Regions from separate parts of the Homo sapiens genome. Here region 2 is linked to region 1. Evidence: chromatin loops called from intact Hi-C (ENCODE). Cell type or tissue: B cell. All regions are shown on one strand.

The links. Hi-C counts contacts between places; a loop is a spot of excess contacts. Peaks named below come from ENCODE experiments on the same cell type or tissue, not always from the same donor. Only the 100,000 strongest peaks of a DNase experiment are listed, where the experiment ranks them.
Region 2: a loop joins it to region 1, with 23 times the contacts of the local background. A loop is called at or near these places in 3 of 110 quality-filtered maps.

The regions. Positions count from the first base shown.
Region 1 is chr19:52,264,699-52,272,698 of GRCh38, forward strand. ZNF766 (zinc finger protein 766) reads left to right here and starts at 4,889. Exons shown (of 4, transcript NM_001010851.3): 1 at 4,889-4,933. The coding sequence starts at 4,916. LOC124904763 (a long non-coding RNA gene) reads right to left here. Exons shown (of 4, transcript XR_007067331.1): 3 at 7,137-7,275; 4 at 4,546-5,543. RefSeq lists enhancers at 4,630-5,175, 5,098-5,392, 5,826-5,895 and a silencer at 4,686-4,915. In B cell, no CTCF peak of the experiment used is centred here; a DNase peak (open chromatin) is centred at 4,853; H3K4me3 peaks cover 2,011 bases; H3K27ac peaks cover 1,697 bases.
Region 2 is chr19:52,565,992-52,573,991 of GRCh38, forward strand. It overlaps ZNF701 (zinc finger protein 701), which reads left to right and starts at 4,296. Exons shown (of 4, transcript NM_018260.3): 1 at 4,296-4,339. It also overlaps a transcript of ZNF808 not described here. RefSeq lists enhancers at 2,896-3,505, 4,315-4,564, 4,725-5,333. In B cell, a CTCF peak has its summit at 4,168 (motif pointing left); a DNase peak (open chromatin) is centred at 4,260; H3K4me3 peaks cover 1,810 bases; H3K27ac peaks cover 1,259 bases.

The sequences.
Region 1 (8,000 bases):
GATTTTTCCCATGTTTATAATTGCCAGATATAGCAGCAAAAACATCACAAAGAAAACAAGATAGGATACTTTTCTGCTGTATTCATGACAAAATCAAATCAGAGGGTCAATATCTACAACATTGTTATTATTCCCTAATATTTCCTGTGTTTCTTAATCTGTGCCTGTGGCTCTATAAGTTTTCTCCTGTACAGACACAAGTGGAAGCTCATTCATGACCTTAGCACCAATATTCCCTACCCCCACCAAAATTATTTTAACTCCTTTTGGTCTTATGTATTTTTATCAAATTAAAGAGCCATCACAGGTTATAAATCACAGCTCATTGGAATTTTGCAAACAAACATAGCTCTTTATGTAATACATAGATACAAAAACAGAACACTGTTCTGTTCACAAGAGTTCACAAGAAGCTCCTTCTTTGCACTCTAAGTCACTACCTACAACAGTATAATTCTGTTGTTTCTATTTGCAGGAGTGTAACTCTTGAGATTTTGGTTTACATCTCTTCCAGTATTTAAAGGATTAAATTATTTTGGCCTGTTTGCTACTTTATATAAATGGAATCAACATGAATTCTTTTATATTTAGCTTTTATATCTATTCCATTAGAATTTTTGTGTGTGACCATACCTTAATTATTGCATTCTATTAATGGTACTCATTAGCATTGCTTCCTATGATTCCATTGTATGAATAATCAGATGATCGAGTCATACTATTTTTTTGTTTGTTTTTTACTTTTGTTTGTTTGTTTTTGAGATAGAGTCTTGCTCTTGTCACCCATGCTGAAGGGCAATGGCGTGATCTCGGCTCACTGCAACCTCCGCCTCCCGGGTTCAAGTGATTCTCCTGCCTCAGCCTCCTGAGTAGCTGGGATTACAGGCACCCGCCACAACACCCAGCTAATTTTTTTGTGTGTTTTTGGTAGAGATGGGTTTTCACCATGTTGGCCAGGCTGGTGTCGAACTCCTGACCTCAAGTGATCCGCCCACCTTGGCCTCCCAAAGTGCTGAGATTACAGGCATGAGCCACCGCGCCCGGTTGAGTCATACTATTGTTAAAGGCCATGTGGTAATTTTGAGTTTGTGGCTTTTATGAGCAATGAATAGTCCTACCTATATAAACTATGTAACTTATCTTTTGTTGATATATATATGAATTTGTGATGGATAAATTCATAGAAGTGAAATTATTGAAGCATAAATTGACATCTGGTAGGCTTATGTAGCTGCTACCAAACAGTTTTCCAAAATGTTTGTATCCATTTCAGCACCCACCAGCAGCGCATGAGTTCTTGGTTTATTCACAACCTTGCCACACTTAATATTTCCTGTCATTTTCTTTTTTCTTTTTTCTTTTTTTTTTTGAGACAGAATCCCATTCTGTCGCCCAGGCTGGGGTGCAATGGTATGTTCTCAGCTCACTGCAACCTCTGCCTCCTGGGTTCAAGGGATTCTCCTGCCTCAGCCTCCCTAGTAGCTGGGATTACAGGCGCACGCCACCACGCCTGGCTAATTTTTGTATTTTTTGTAGAGATGGGGTTTCACCATGGTGGTCTTGAACTCCTGACCTCAGGTGATCCACCTGCCTTGGCCTCCCAAAGTATGGGATTACAGGCGTGAGCCACAGTGCCCTGCCTAATTTTTTGAATTAGCTGAAATTTTCTTTTGGCCAATATTAAGGTCACTGGTGAATATTCTATGCATGCCTTATAGGGATAAATACGAAATAAAAATGAGAGCCTGCATTCCTCCTTTGAAAATATGGCAAGGCATTTCTCTTCCTCCTCTTTTTGTCAGAATATTTACCTTAGAAAACTTGTGAGTACTTTCTCCCGAAATGTTTATTTTTAGAAACTAAATAAACCTTTTGTCAGCATAATGACCTAGGGATATCTTTCTCAAGGACTTGGGAGACATCTCTTTCAAATGTCAACATCACTAGAGATAGCACCTGTATCTCTCTGTTTCTGTGGGTTGGTAGGAGCCTATCTACAGTGGGTACCTGGCTCCATTTTGTAAAACTACCACCTGTTGTAAACATATAAGTTAGGGTTTTCCCCCCTGCTTCTGAATAAAGCTAATTGGCTAACATAGATGGTCTCCCCAATTACCATGTAAGGTCAGGATGAACAATGTATAAGCAATAGCGCAATCAAGTTTTTGAGGCTAATCAGTGCTTATCTCAAAAACCAGTCTATAATGGGTTGTATAGAAATTATTCTTTTTCCTATCTCCTAACGGATTGCCTCTATTGCGTATGATATTCCTGTTAAATGTTTATTCATCAATAAAATTGTTGGCCAGGTGCAGTGGCTCACACCTGTAATCCCACTTTGGGAGGCCGAGGTAGGAGGATCACTTGAGGTCAGGAGTTTGGGACCAGCCTGGTCAACATGGTGAAACCCTATCTCTGCTAAAAATACAAAAACTTAGCTGAGTGTGGTGGCACGCGCCTGTAATCCCAGCTACTCAGAAGGCTGAGGCAGGAGAATCACTTGAACCTGGGAGGCGGAGGTTGCAGTGAGCCGAGATTGTGCCACTGCACTCCAGCCTGGGTGACAGAGCGAGATCCTGTCAAAAAAAAACAAAAACCAAAAATGTCCATGCTGATCCCTTGAAAATTTTAGAAGCAACAAACTCCCCATATACATAATGGGTTTATAACTTTAAGCTATAATCAGCTTATCCTCTACTTTTTAGTTTCATGAAAAGCTCTGCAATCAACTCATTTCTTTGCTTCAGATCATAAAAGTCAATGCTAAAAGTTGTTTCGTGGCAACATAGCTATTTAGCAATATTGTGTAATATAGACATCTATCTTGTACAGATCCCAAAATCTATCCCAGATACTGCATCTTCAAAAAATAATGCTGACCTAGGCCACCATGGAGTGTGCCTGGAGTCCTAGCTACTTAAGTGGCTGAGGCAAGAGGATGTCTTGAGCCCAGGAGTACATATGCAGCCTGGAAAACACAGTTAGACCCTGTCTCTAAAAAATAATAATAATAATCGAAGTAAAATATGCTGATATGGGCCGGGTGCGGTGGCTCGCGCCTGTAATCCCAGTGCTTTGGGAGGCCAAGGTGGGCGGATCACGAAGTCGGGAGTTCGAGACCAGCCTGGCCAACATGGTGAAACCCCGTCTCTACTAAAAATACAAAAAATTAGCTGGGCATGGTGGCAGGCGCCTGTAATCTCAGCTACTCGGGAGGCTGAGGCAGGAGAATTGCTTGAACCCGGGAGGCAGAGGTTGCAGTGAGTGGAGGCCATGCCACAGCACACCAGCCTGGGCAACAGAGCGAGACTCCAACTGAAAAAAATAAAAATAAAAAATGCTGATATGTCATCTCGTATCCATCTTTGTGACATATCACTATATCCTCATTTTAACCTGCTAATATTTTAAATATGTTCATTTTCATATCTAAACATGATCATACTTCAAGATGGATGAAGGGATCCAAAAATAGGGATATAAGGCCGGGTGCGGTGGCTCACGCCTGTAATCCCAGCACTCTGCAGGCCAAGGTGGGCAGATGATCACCTGAGGTCAGGAGTTTGAGACCACCCTGGCCAACATGGCAAAACCCCATCTCTACTAAAAATCCAAAAATTAGCCAGGCGTGGTGGCACGCGCCTGTAATCCCAGCTACTCGAGAGCCTGAGGCAGGAGAATTGCTTGAACCCAGGAGGTGGAGGTTGCAGTGAGCTGAGATCGTGCCATTGCACTCCAGCTTGGATGACAGAGTTAGACTCTGTCTTAAGAAAAAAAAAGTTGGGGGGGTGAGATATCAGAGAAAAGCATACTTATTAGTACCTGTTAATTCAAAAATATTGCCATAAAATTATTGCCGGCAGACGTAAGGCTATTTAAAATTTGATAATCTAGTTTTACTTCTATCAGGGTTCTATAAAAGAATAATCGGCCTACCAAATACACTTAGAATTACTGCAGAGTTATTCTTTAGATCAATAAATACAATTGTCTTCTGAAGACTATTTTAAGGGCTTTGTTATCTACAGGGGCCAGTACATTGAAGAAGAGAAAACAAACAAGATTTAAGAGATTATAATTTTTAAAATAAAAAGTATGTTTACTTATTACTTTCAGAATGCACCTAAAGTGAATCTGAAATTACAGTATTTTTAGAAAATATTGACCTAAGCCTCAGCCTCCCAAGTAGCTGGGATTATAGGCGTGTGCCATCACGCCCGGCTAATTTTTGTATTTTTAGTAGAGACGGGGTTTCTCCATTTTGGTCAGGCTGGTGTCGAACTCCTGACCTCCAGTGATACGACCGCCTCGGCCTCCCAAAGTGCTGGGATTACAGGCGTGAGCAACCGTGCCCGGCCTCTATTGCTTTTTTAAAAGCAATAGCTGGTGACCTGACTTCTCACCGGCCTTAGCACTCCACGCCCCAGATGTGGCCCAGGAAACTCTTTGGAACTCTCTACTCCAGAGTGAATGGGGAATAGAAATGGAGAGGATTTCTATGCTATTCTGTGGGGCGTCAGCGTGAAATTACACATTCTGCACAGGTTGAGTTTGCATATTGTATTTTAGTTTGCATTCCTTTCACAGACAATTTAAGGGATTTTCAATTAAATTTCTAAATTTTAATTGAATTCCTTAATTTTAATTGTGGGAACTTTCCTGGATCCAAACAACAGACGTTGACCCTCCTAGTGAGATCCCAGGTCACAAACCGTGGAGCGGCTCCAGCCTGACTGGCAAGTGTGGCTTGCAAAACGCGGAAAACCGAGACACGCCCAGAGATAGGAGGAGGGAAGTGCAGGCCCCGTCCAATAAGTATTCAGGCCCCGCCCGCCACGTCGCTGGCCACGCCCCGGCCCGGCCTCTCCGTTCGCGCGCAGCCGCCTGCAGACCCGGAAGTGGATGGCGTGGAGATATGGCGCAACTGCGGCGCGTGAGTTTTCCTTTGTTTAGATTAAGTGTTCGCTTAGCGGTGCCCTCACGCTTCTGTACCCGGGATGTGGGGGGCGGTACAGACCTTGAAATCCCCGCACCGCTCTCTCCACCCCGAGTAAATTCATGCGTCCCGTCAGAGTGTTAAAATCGCCCTAGGGCTGGTTCTGTCTCCGGTCGTTCTGCCGTAGGGCTGCGTAGGCAGCTGCTTTCGCGCCGTTTTCCTGCTTAAAACCCTTCAGTGACCCCTCCGCCAGCCCCGCGCCACGTAAAGTCCCCGCCTGCGAGGCGGATCCACGCCCTCCGGGTCCCAAGCCTCGTCCTTGTCGGCCCCTGGGGCGCAGCGCCGCAGCCGCCATTCGGGAGGGGCCGCGTCCTCTGCCTGGTCTGGGGATTCTGCAGACCCCACCCCTGATCTGCCTGCCGCCGTAGTCCTCCTTGGGCCGTTCCCTTCTGTCCCCAGGCCTTTTCGCAGTCACGGCTTCTCCGGATCCTGTGTTGGGGGAGGTGGCCGGGACCTATCTCAGGGCACCCAGTGTTCTTCCGTCCCAAATTCCTCCCATTGGAAACTGTGCTCTTGAGGAGGTGGGTATTTTATTCCAGTCCCCTCCCTGTGAATGTGAAGTGAAAGAGAGATGGAGAGCGAGGTAGAGGAAACAGAAAAATTTAGAGAGAAAATAATGAGGAAGATCCATAACAAGACGGCAACGCAGAGGGAGGGTGAGAGATTTGCAAAGTGAAAGAAGCACCCCAGGAAGTAGCAGGGAGAGAAAAGCAACTCGAGAAATGTAGAGAAAAGTTCTATTTCTAGACAGATGAAGGACAGCAAGGTAGGGAGAGGGGCAGCAAAGCGGGAGGCTCCTCAGACAAAGTTGGGGAGAGGAGGAGGGATTTGGAGCCAGGGCAGACCGAGCAGCGTGGTGCTGGCACAGCAAGAGGGGGCAGCCGGTGACAAGGAGGGCAAAGGGAGAACCACCCCAGAGATCTGGGGTTGCCAGACAGTAGGGACAAGGGGGCGTGACAGAGAAGAGGGAATTTAACAGGAGGAGCACAGATGGGAGAAGAAAGAGGCAGAAATATATGGAGATTGGAGACAATCAAAAGATTGGAGAGAAAGAGCAACAAGAGGAAAAAAATTGCAAGATGGAGCAGATGAAGTGGAAAAGAAGGAATAGAGGGAAGAAGGGGAGAAACTGCGGGAGAGGAGAGGGGCTCAAAATCTCGGCTCACTGCAACCTTAGCCTCCTGAGTTCAAGCGATTCTCCTGCCTCAGCCACCCGAGTAGCTGGGACTACAGGCGCCCGCCAGCTCGCCTGGCCAATTTTGTATTTTTAGTAGAGACAGGGTTTCACCGTGTTGGCCTGACGGGTCGTGAACTCCTGAGACCTCAGGTGATCTGCCCACCTCGGCCTCCCATAGTGCTGGGATAACAGGCTTGAGCCACCTTGCCCGGCCTCCTCACATTTTATTAATTTGCTGGAATGGTTCCCAGAACTCAGAGAAAATTTTACTTAGGTTTACTATCAGTTATAAAGGTTATTACAAAGGATACAGGTGGAAGAGCCATCCTAGCAAATCAAAATAGAGGAGTGTGTTTTGGAAACCGTTAATTTTATCCATATCTGAGGTGAGGGGCAGTCTTGTGGGACTGAGTCCTTAACTGGGATCTGATTCTATCTCCAGGTAGATACTATCAAAATTGAGTTAAATTGTGGGTCATCCAGCTGGGAGTGTGCCAGAGAACTGGTCAGTATGCGGAAAAACACGTGCACATTTCCATCTCAACCAGTAAAGGGAAGAGATCTCCAACCGGCCCACCCACCTGTCTCAGGGCCTGTGATCTCTACTCAGTAGTAACTGGGAATGGTCTGTCCCTCCCCCTGGCTGTTGCTGACCCTGCGATTGTGCACCAGGTGCCAGCCCTACTCACAGTCTCAGGACAGTGTGACATCCTTCCTCTGGCATCACCAATATTTACTTCAAGGGATTACTTTGGTTAGTGCACCCACATGGAGGTATTGTCCATGAAAACACACACAGACACACTGGCTGGGTGCGATGGCTCACGCCTGTAATCCCAGCACTTTGGGAGGCCAAGGCGGGTGGATCACTTATGGCCAGGAGTTCCAGACCAGCCTGGCCAGCACGGTGAAACCCCATGTCTACTAAAAATACAAAAATTAGCTGGGTGTGGTGACACGTACCTGTATTCCCAGTTACTCCGGAGGCTGAGGCAGGAGAGTCACTTGAACCCAGGAGGTGGAGGTTGCAGTGAGCCGAGATGGAGGTTGTAGTGAGCTGAGATCATGCCACCGCACTCCAGCCTGGGTGACAAGAGTGAGACTGTCTCAAAAAAAAAAAAAAAAAAAAAGCACAGATGAAGCCTTCATTTTCTTGCCACTCCTCCATGATTAAAATAAAAAATATTCTATTAATTACATCTCTCCCTGTAGTGAGTACCCCTCTTCAACGCTCCATTTGAGAACACAGTACACTAAAATCTTGTTTATATTTCTGTCTTCAGTCTTGCCTCCAGTTCTTGATTTACCCCCTTCCAATTAAGCTTTCACCTCCACCATTCCTTTGATCCTTTTTTCCCAGAGGTACCAGTGATCTCTGTGTTTCGAAGTCCAATTTTGAATTTCCTATCCTCATCTTTTCGTCTTAGCAACATGTTGCACAGCTGATCATTCCCTGTTCTTTTTTCTTAGCTTTGAAGACATCTCTAAGTTTAATTACTTTGTTTCAGATTTTTGTGTTACCAGTTTCCTCTGCTGGTGTCTCCTGAAGCTGTCTTCTCTGAATGTGGGAGTGTCCCATGATTTAGGTCTTTTTCATTTTTGTTTTTGTTTTTAAGACACGGTCTCAGTCTGTCACCCAGACTGGAGTGCAGTGGTGCAATCATAGCTCCCTGCAGCCTTGAACTCCCGGGCTCAGGAGGTCCTCCTGCCTCAGCCTCCCAAGTAGCTGGGACTCTAGGTGCATACCACCACACCTGAGTAATTTTTTTATTTTTTAGTACAGACTGGGTTTCCCTATGTTGAATAGGCTTGGATCTCAAAACTCTT
Region 2 (8,000 bases), 300 kb after region 1:
CTCATGAACACAGAAAAGATCAAGATAGAATAAGGAAAAAATGAGTATAATGGAAAGCACAAATCAGTTCCAAAATCTCAACTCCTTCATATTTATTCACCATAGGGAAATGCTTTACAACTTTGTGGGATTAGAGTCCATTTGTGAAAGATTTTATATATATATATATAGTTTGTTTTGTTTTGTTTTTTGAGACGGAGTTTCAATCTTGTTGCCCAGGCTGGAGTGCAATGGTGCGATCTCGGATCACTGAAACCTCTGCCTCCCAGGTACTACGGATTCTCCTGTCTCAGCACCCCAAGTAGCTCAGATTACAGGCATGCATCACCATGCCCGGCTAATTCTTTTGTATTTAGTAGAGACTGGGTTTCATTATGTTAGTCAGGCTGGTCTTGAATTCCTGACCTCAGGTGATCCACCTGCCTCAGCCTCCCAAAGTGCTGAGATTACAGGTATGCGCCACTATGCTGGGCCAAAAGATATATTTCTAGTATTAGATTGAAATAAAAACCCATTCTATATAACTTTAGCTAATTTAAAACGCAAATAATAGATAATTACATAGATACACAAAACTTTATAATATTTCACTTAGTATTGCTATTACTATGTTCTTGGGGCAGAAGCTCAGTCTGTCAGATACATTACAAAAGGATGGTGTCTCCATAATTGTGCTTAGGACTCTGGTGCATAAGTGGATAAACTGTTAAACAGGATCCTAGGGGAGCTAGGGTGACAAAGTTCAAGTCCATTAAAACTAGCAACATACATTCCTTACTGCTCACGCATGACTCATGGTCTTAAGATGTTTACAGTTAAGAAAAGCAGCTTAATCATACCTGCAAGGACAAACTCCTACATAAACACAATGTCCAGATGACCCAATATCCCATGACAATGTATGCTTCTAAGCTAATTACAGTCATGCTTTCACGTACTTGCACACTAAAATACCAAGGATAGGTGTTTTTTTTTTTTTGATGGAGCTTCACTTTTGTCATCCAGGCTGGAGTGCAATAGGACAATCTCGGCTCATTGCAACTTCCACCTTCCGGGTTCAAGCGATTCTCCTGCCTCAGCCTCCTGAGTAGCTAGGATTACAGGCATGCACCACCACCCCCGGCTAATCGTTGAATTTTCAGTAGAGACGGGGTTTCATCACGTTCGCAAGGCTGGTCTCGAACCCCTGATCTCAGGTGATGCCCCCACGTCGGCCTTCCAAAGTGCCAGAATTACAGGCGGGAGCCAATGCAACCGGCCAAGGATAGCTTTAAATCAACAAAGTAATAAGTTTTGTTACACTGTCAGCCCACTGGCAGGTAGACATACCTTAGTTTTTACCTAAGCACCTATGTAAGAGAAACTTTAAGAGAAGGCAGTTCCCTTTGTTTTTGAGGTCGCCCTACTGTGTAACTGGTAGTTTTCTTTTTTTTTTCTTTTTTTTTTTAAGACGGAGTCTCGCTCAGGCTTGAGACACCTTGTCCAGCTGTATTTTTTATTATTATTATTATTATTATTATTATTATTATTATTATTATTATTTTGTTTTTGAGACTGAGTTTCACTCTAGTTCCCTGGGCTGGAGTACAATGTCATGATCATGGCTCACCACAGCTTCCATTTTCTGGGCTCAAGCGATTCTCCTGCCTCAGCCTCCGGAGTAGCTGGGACTACAGGCTCATGCCACCACTCCAGGCTAATTTTTATATTTGTAGTAGAGACGGGGTTTCTCTATATTGGTCAGGCTGGTCTCGAACTCCCGACCTCAGGCCATCCGCCGTCCTCAGCCTACCAAAGGGCTGGGATTACAGGCTTGAGCCACCGCGCCCGGCCTGAAGTAGAATATTTTAGAAAGTAATTAAACCTTTTTTCAGCATAATAACCCAGAGATGTACTTCTGAAGGACTTAGAATCTCTTCTTGAAAGGCAAGCAACAAGGGAGATAGTACCTGTAAGTCAGTAGGAAATTAAATATTTCAAACATCAGCTATTTCAAATTTAAAGCTACAGACTTTTAAATAATTCGGAACCTTGAGAGGAACGTGGTCATGCAACCTGAGTCCGGTGGCATGCAGGCGCAACTTCTACAAGTTTTCCTGGCCAGGCATGCAGGCTCAGGCCTGTAATCCCAGCACTCTGGGAGGCTGAGGCGGGCGGATCGCCTGACGTCAGGAATTAGAAACCAGCCTGGCCAACATGGGGAAACCCCGTCTCTACTGAAAATACAAAGCCATTAGCCGGGCATGGTGGCGCACGCCTGTATTTTCAGCTATTTGGGAGGCTGAGGCAGGAGAACTGCTTGAACCCAGGACGTGGAGGTCGTAGTGAGCCGAGATCACATCACTGCATTCCAGCCTGGGCGACAGAGCAGGACGCCTTCCCAAAACAAAACAAAACAAAACAAAATGTGCTATACAATTTAGTTTCCTAATATCAATTTTAAAAAGTTTTCGTGTAAATAATTAGGAAAACTAAGCAGCCCCAGAGATAAGACCTCCTGGCATCATTGTCCCTTCTTATGGAGTGATAATGTAACCTTCCTTGAAGTGTATCACTCCATCACCAGTCAAGCTGCCGCAGCCTATGCACTGGACTTGAATGGAAAATGTGGTGGTTCTGGGAAAGCTTCTCTGTATTTCCTTGTGTGTGTGAAATGTTAATGTCTCTACTTGGGAACGCTGACCCCATTCATTTGGAGTTGAGGTTTCCAGGTGGCTATTCTCATGCTTTGTGTCCAAATAAACTCTATAATTAATAATGTATTCTAAATTTCATTATTTACTGCTGACATCAGTTTCTGTTGGATTGTAGGAGCCTCACCAGAGAGGGCACCTGTCCGCCATGCTGTAAAACTCACACTTGCCAAAAATACATGGGTTAGGGTTTCTCCCCCTCCCTCAGGATGATGCTAGTTAGCTGACACAGATGGTCACCTCCATTACCAAGTAGAGCCAGGATGAATTATGTGTGACCAAGGGTGTTGTCAAGTCCTCTTCCCTGAGGACTGATCAGTGTTTATCTTGAAAACATGTATTTGGGTTGTATAGAACAGTGAAGTTTCTTTCTCTCTTTTCAACCTCTCAACTGTCCTCTATTTCCCATCACATGCTGGTCTAAGGCCTATTTATTAATAAAATAGTTTTTATTTCTTTCTCTGTTATCGTCGTGAAGATGATTTCTCATTTAGGGGAAGATTTTTTTAGTTTTCAATTGTATTTTCTCAACATTTAAGAGCGAAGTGAAGAGTATTTCTTGGGCCAGGCACAGTGGTTCACGCCTGTAATCCCAGCATTTCAGGAGGCCGAGGCAGGCGGATCACTTGAAGTCAGGAGTTCGAGACCAGCCTGGCCAACATGGTGAAACCCCGTCTCTACCCAAAATACAAAAATTAGCCGGGCATGGTGGCCTGTGCCTGTAATGCCAGCTATTCCGGAGGCTGAGGCAGGAGAATCGCTTCAACCCAGGAGGCAGAGGCTGCAGTGAGCCGAGATGTCACCACTGCACTCCAGCCTGAGCGACAGAGAAATACTCCGTCTTAAAAAAAAAAAGAAAAGAAAAAAAAGAAAGTAATAGATCTCTTCCACAAATGTGCTGGGACAATTAACTGGATATCCACATGGAAAAGAATAATGTTGTATCCCTATCTCACACAATCAAAATTTTATTTTAAAAATTAAAAGAGACGATGAGGGGAGCCCTGCGGGAGGGTGTGTTACTTTGTCGCCCAGGCTGGCCTGGACCCCCAGGCTCAGTGATCCTCCCGCCTCTGGCCCTCAGGCTCCCGCCCACCTGGCCGCATTCCTGCTATGTTTAAGCAGTAGGTGGTGACTTCACTCCTCCCTGGCCTGAACACTCCGTCGCGCATCCCAGGCGGAGGCCCTAGGGAAGTCTCTGAAGCTGAGCACAGGGTGGACTCTCCCTCCTGAGTGAATGGAGAATAGAAAGGGAGAGGATTTCTGTTCTGTTCTGTGGGCCGTCAGCATGAAATTGTACGTTCCGCCCAGGCAGGGCTTTGCATTTTACATTCTTGTTTGCATCCCCGTTCCAGACAATTCCAGGGCTTTCGAATCGTGCTTCAGCCTTCCTGACCGCTCTCGCCTCCAAAGCCCGAAAAATAGAGTCGCTGGGAGCGAGGCTGAGAGACGCACAGGTCCCGCCCCGGCCCCGCCCTCTGCCGGTTCTAAAGGGCAAGGTCTCTCCGCCTGGGGCCCCGCCTCTACCTCGATCAGGCCCCGCCCACCTTCTCGTTGGCTCCACCCAGGCCTGGCTTTAGTCCTGTGCGCACACATCCGCGCAGACCAGGAAGCGGATCCCGTGGAGTGAAGGTCGCACCGCGGCGGTGAGTTTTGCTCTGTGTTGTATTAAGTCTGCACTCCCCATATCCCCGGCACTTCCGTACCTGGGACGTGGGGTCACCACAGACCTGTAAATTCTCGCCCATCTTCCTTCAACCAGAGCAAATGCAGACGTTCCCCTGGGAATCCGGAAGTCGCTTCCTTTTGTGTTTAAAGTCGCCCTGAGGCTGTTCCCGTCTCCAGTCTTTCTGCTACAGGGCGCTGTATACACTTCCTATCGCGTAGTTTCTGTGCTCAAAACCGTTTTTTAACTCCTCCCTCCCCGCGCTTTTCAAAGTCCTCACCCGAGATGTGTATTTCCGCCTGGGCGCCTCCCAGTCTCAACCTTTAGGCGCCTGAAGCGCAAACGTCGCGATCCCAGTCTCAGGGAGGCCGAGTTCTCTGCCTGGTGCTGGGATCTTGTGGACCCCACCGAAGGCGTCGTCGCACCCCACCTCCCGCCTCATGCTGGGCCTTGCTGCACCCCAAGTCTCCCCTTAGCAGTCACCACTTTCCTTGAGCCAGCGTTGGGGAGGTGCCAGGGGCCAGTCCTGTGACACGGTGTGTTCTTGCCTGCCTAGCTCCAACCCCTGAAAAATGAGCCTCTCTGGGATGCAGGCGTCTTACTTCAAACCCTCCTGTGATTGTGTGGGCTAAAGAGATCAGGAGACAGAGAGTAGTAGAAAACCTGAGACAGAGAAAAGAAGAATGAGAAAGACCCATAACAGATGGCAAAGTAGAGGATGGGTGAGGGATTTGCCAAGAGACAGCAAAAGTGAAAAAAAAAAGATAAGAAAGCAGGAGGAGAAAAGCAACTGGAGAAATGTAGAGAAAAGCTAGATGTACAGAGAGATGAAGGACAGACAGCAAGGTAGAGAGGGGCAGCAAAGAGGGAGGCTCATCAGAGTGAGAGAGAGAGAGAGAGAGAGGAGGAATTTGGAGCCAGGGCAGACAGAGCAGAGTGGTGCTGGTGGCAAGGAGAACAGAGGGAGAACCACAGCAGGGAGGACGCCTGGGGATCTGGGGTGCTAGAGAGTGGGGACGGGGGGTAAAACAGAGAAGAGAGAATTTAACAGGGAGAGCGGCAGAGATGCAGAGATGGGATAAGAGGCGGAAATATATGGAGATTGAGGACGATCGAAGAATTGGGGAGAAGGAGCAACAAGAGATTAAATAAGACGTGAGGATGGAGCCCAGGTAATTTTTGTATTTTTAGTAGAGACGGGGTTTCACCATGTTGGCCAGGCTGGTCTCGAACTCCTGACCTCAGGTGATCCACCCGCCTCGACCTCCCAAAGTGTTGGAATTACAGGCGTGAGCCACCGCACCTGGCCACCCAAGCATTCTTGATTGAAAAAGTTTGCTTATGTCTTAGTTCTACAGCTGACCCTCTTTCCCTGCTTTTTGTTTGTTTGTTTGCTTGTTTGTTTTGAGATGCACTTTCGCTCTTGTTGCCCAGGCTGGAGTGCAATGGTGTGATCTTGGGTCACCGCAACCCTTTTTGGTTTTTTTTTTGAGACGGAGTTTCGCTCTTGTTGCCCGTGCTGGAGTGCAATGGTGCGATCTCGGCTCACTGCAACCTCCACCTCCCGAGTTCAAGCGAGTCTCCTGCCTCAGCCTCCCTAGTAGCTGGGATTACAGGCATGTGCCACCACACCAGGCTAATTTTGTATTTTTAGTAGAGATGGGGTTTCTCCATATTGGTCAGGTTGGTCTTGAACTCCTGACCTCAGGTGATCTGCCCACCTCGGCTTCCCAAAGTGCTGGGATTATAGGCATGAGCCACCGAGCCCGGCCTACTCACCACCACCTTTACCTCCCGGTTTTAAGCGATTGTCCTGCCTCGGCCTTCCTGAGTAGCTGGAATTACAGGCAAGTGCCACAACATCTAGATAATTTTTGTATTTTTAGTAGAGATGGGGTTTCTCCATGTTGGTCAGGATGGTCTCGAACTCCCGACATCAGGTGATCCGCCTGCCTCGGCCTCCCAAAGTGCTGGGATTACAGGTGTGAGCCACCGCACTCAGCCTCCCTGTTTTGAAGGTAACTAGCTGTGTCTTTGTACATCTGCATTTTATAAATGTTACTGTAATTTTCTTGTGAGGAAGAATTAAATGTTGGGAATCAGTGGCATCAGAACTTGCAAAGGAAGTTTCTTTATCCCAGGTATGTGAAAGAGGCTTCTCTAATTTTCAAGGATAGTTTTGATAAGGCCAACCCTTTCCTTTATCCCTTCCAGGCCACCATGTAAGAATTCCGTTACATCTTTTCACTCATCTCAGACCTTCTCAGCGTGACTCGGTGAAAATGTCCCCGTTCTGAGGATGTCACAGCTAAATCTAAAGCAGATCATGTCAGTCCCTGGCAGGGAACCCTCCATGGGCTTCCTGTGTTCCCCAGGACAAAAGCCCAACTCCTCACTGTCACTCCACAGCCCTGTGTCCAGGGCCCCTGCCACTGTCCAGGCTCCTCCTGGGAACTTGCCCTCATCTCATGACTCCCTCTGCCCCAGTCACATTTGCTTTTCTCTTTTCCCAAACATCAAAACCCTTCCCGTCTCAGGTCATTTTCACTGCTCTTACCCTATTTCTCTAAATGCTCACAGCACTGTCCCTTTCTCCTTCAGGTCCTGGCTCAGAAATGTCTCCCATGCCCTCCCACCCCCAACTGAATTTCCCTCTGCCCATCAGTCTCTATCACATTACTCAGGTTTTATTATCTCTGTGTCAGTCACATCAGAAACACACTTTTTTTCTTTTTCCAAAGAGTCTCGCTCTGTCCTCCAGGCTGTGAGTGCAGTCTTGTGATCTTGGCTCACTGCAACCTTTGTCTCCTGAGTTCAAGCAATTCTTGTGCCTTAGTCTCCCAAGTAGCTGAGATTACAGGTGTGTGCCACCATACTCTGCTAATTTTTGTATTTGTATTTTATTTTATTTTTGAGTCTTACTCTGTTGCCCTGGCTGGAGTCCAGTGGTGCGATCTTGGCTCACTGCAACCTCCACCTTCCAGGTTCAAGCGATCCTCCAACCTCAGCCTCCCGAGTAGCTGGGCTTACCAATGCCCACCAAGCCCAGCTACTTTTTGTATTTTTAGTAGATATGGGGTTTCACCATGTTGGCCAGGCTGCTGTTGAACTCCTGAACTTGAGTAATCCTCCCACCTCAGCCTTCCAGAGTGCTAGTATTACAGGCATGAACCACCGCACCCAGCCCCAATTTTTGTGTTTTTAGTACAGACAGGTTTTCACCATGGTGGCCAGGCTGGTCTCAAACTCCTGAGCTCTACTGATCCTCCCCCTCAGCTTCCTAAGTAGCTGGGACCAGAGACACACAGACGTGCACCACCATACCTGGCTAAGTTTTTGTATTTTTGGTAGAGATGGGGTTTCACCATGTTGCCCAGGCTGGTCTCAAACTCCTGAGCTCAAGCGATGTACCCACCTTGGCTTCCCAGAGCGGTGGGATGACAGGCATGAGCCACCGCACCGAGCCTCTGCATGGGATTTGGTCAGGGCTGGGTCTGTGCCCTGAAAGGGAGCTCATTCCAGCCCAGCTCCCCACTGCTGCAGCGTGTGAGGGCTTCTCCAGGAGGGAAGCGAGAGTTTTCTTATAGAAATTTATTATCCCTGGTGCAGTGGGCAGCAGAGGTGACCATATTTTTTCAGAG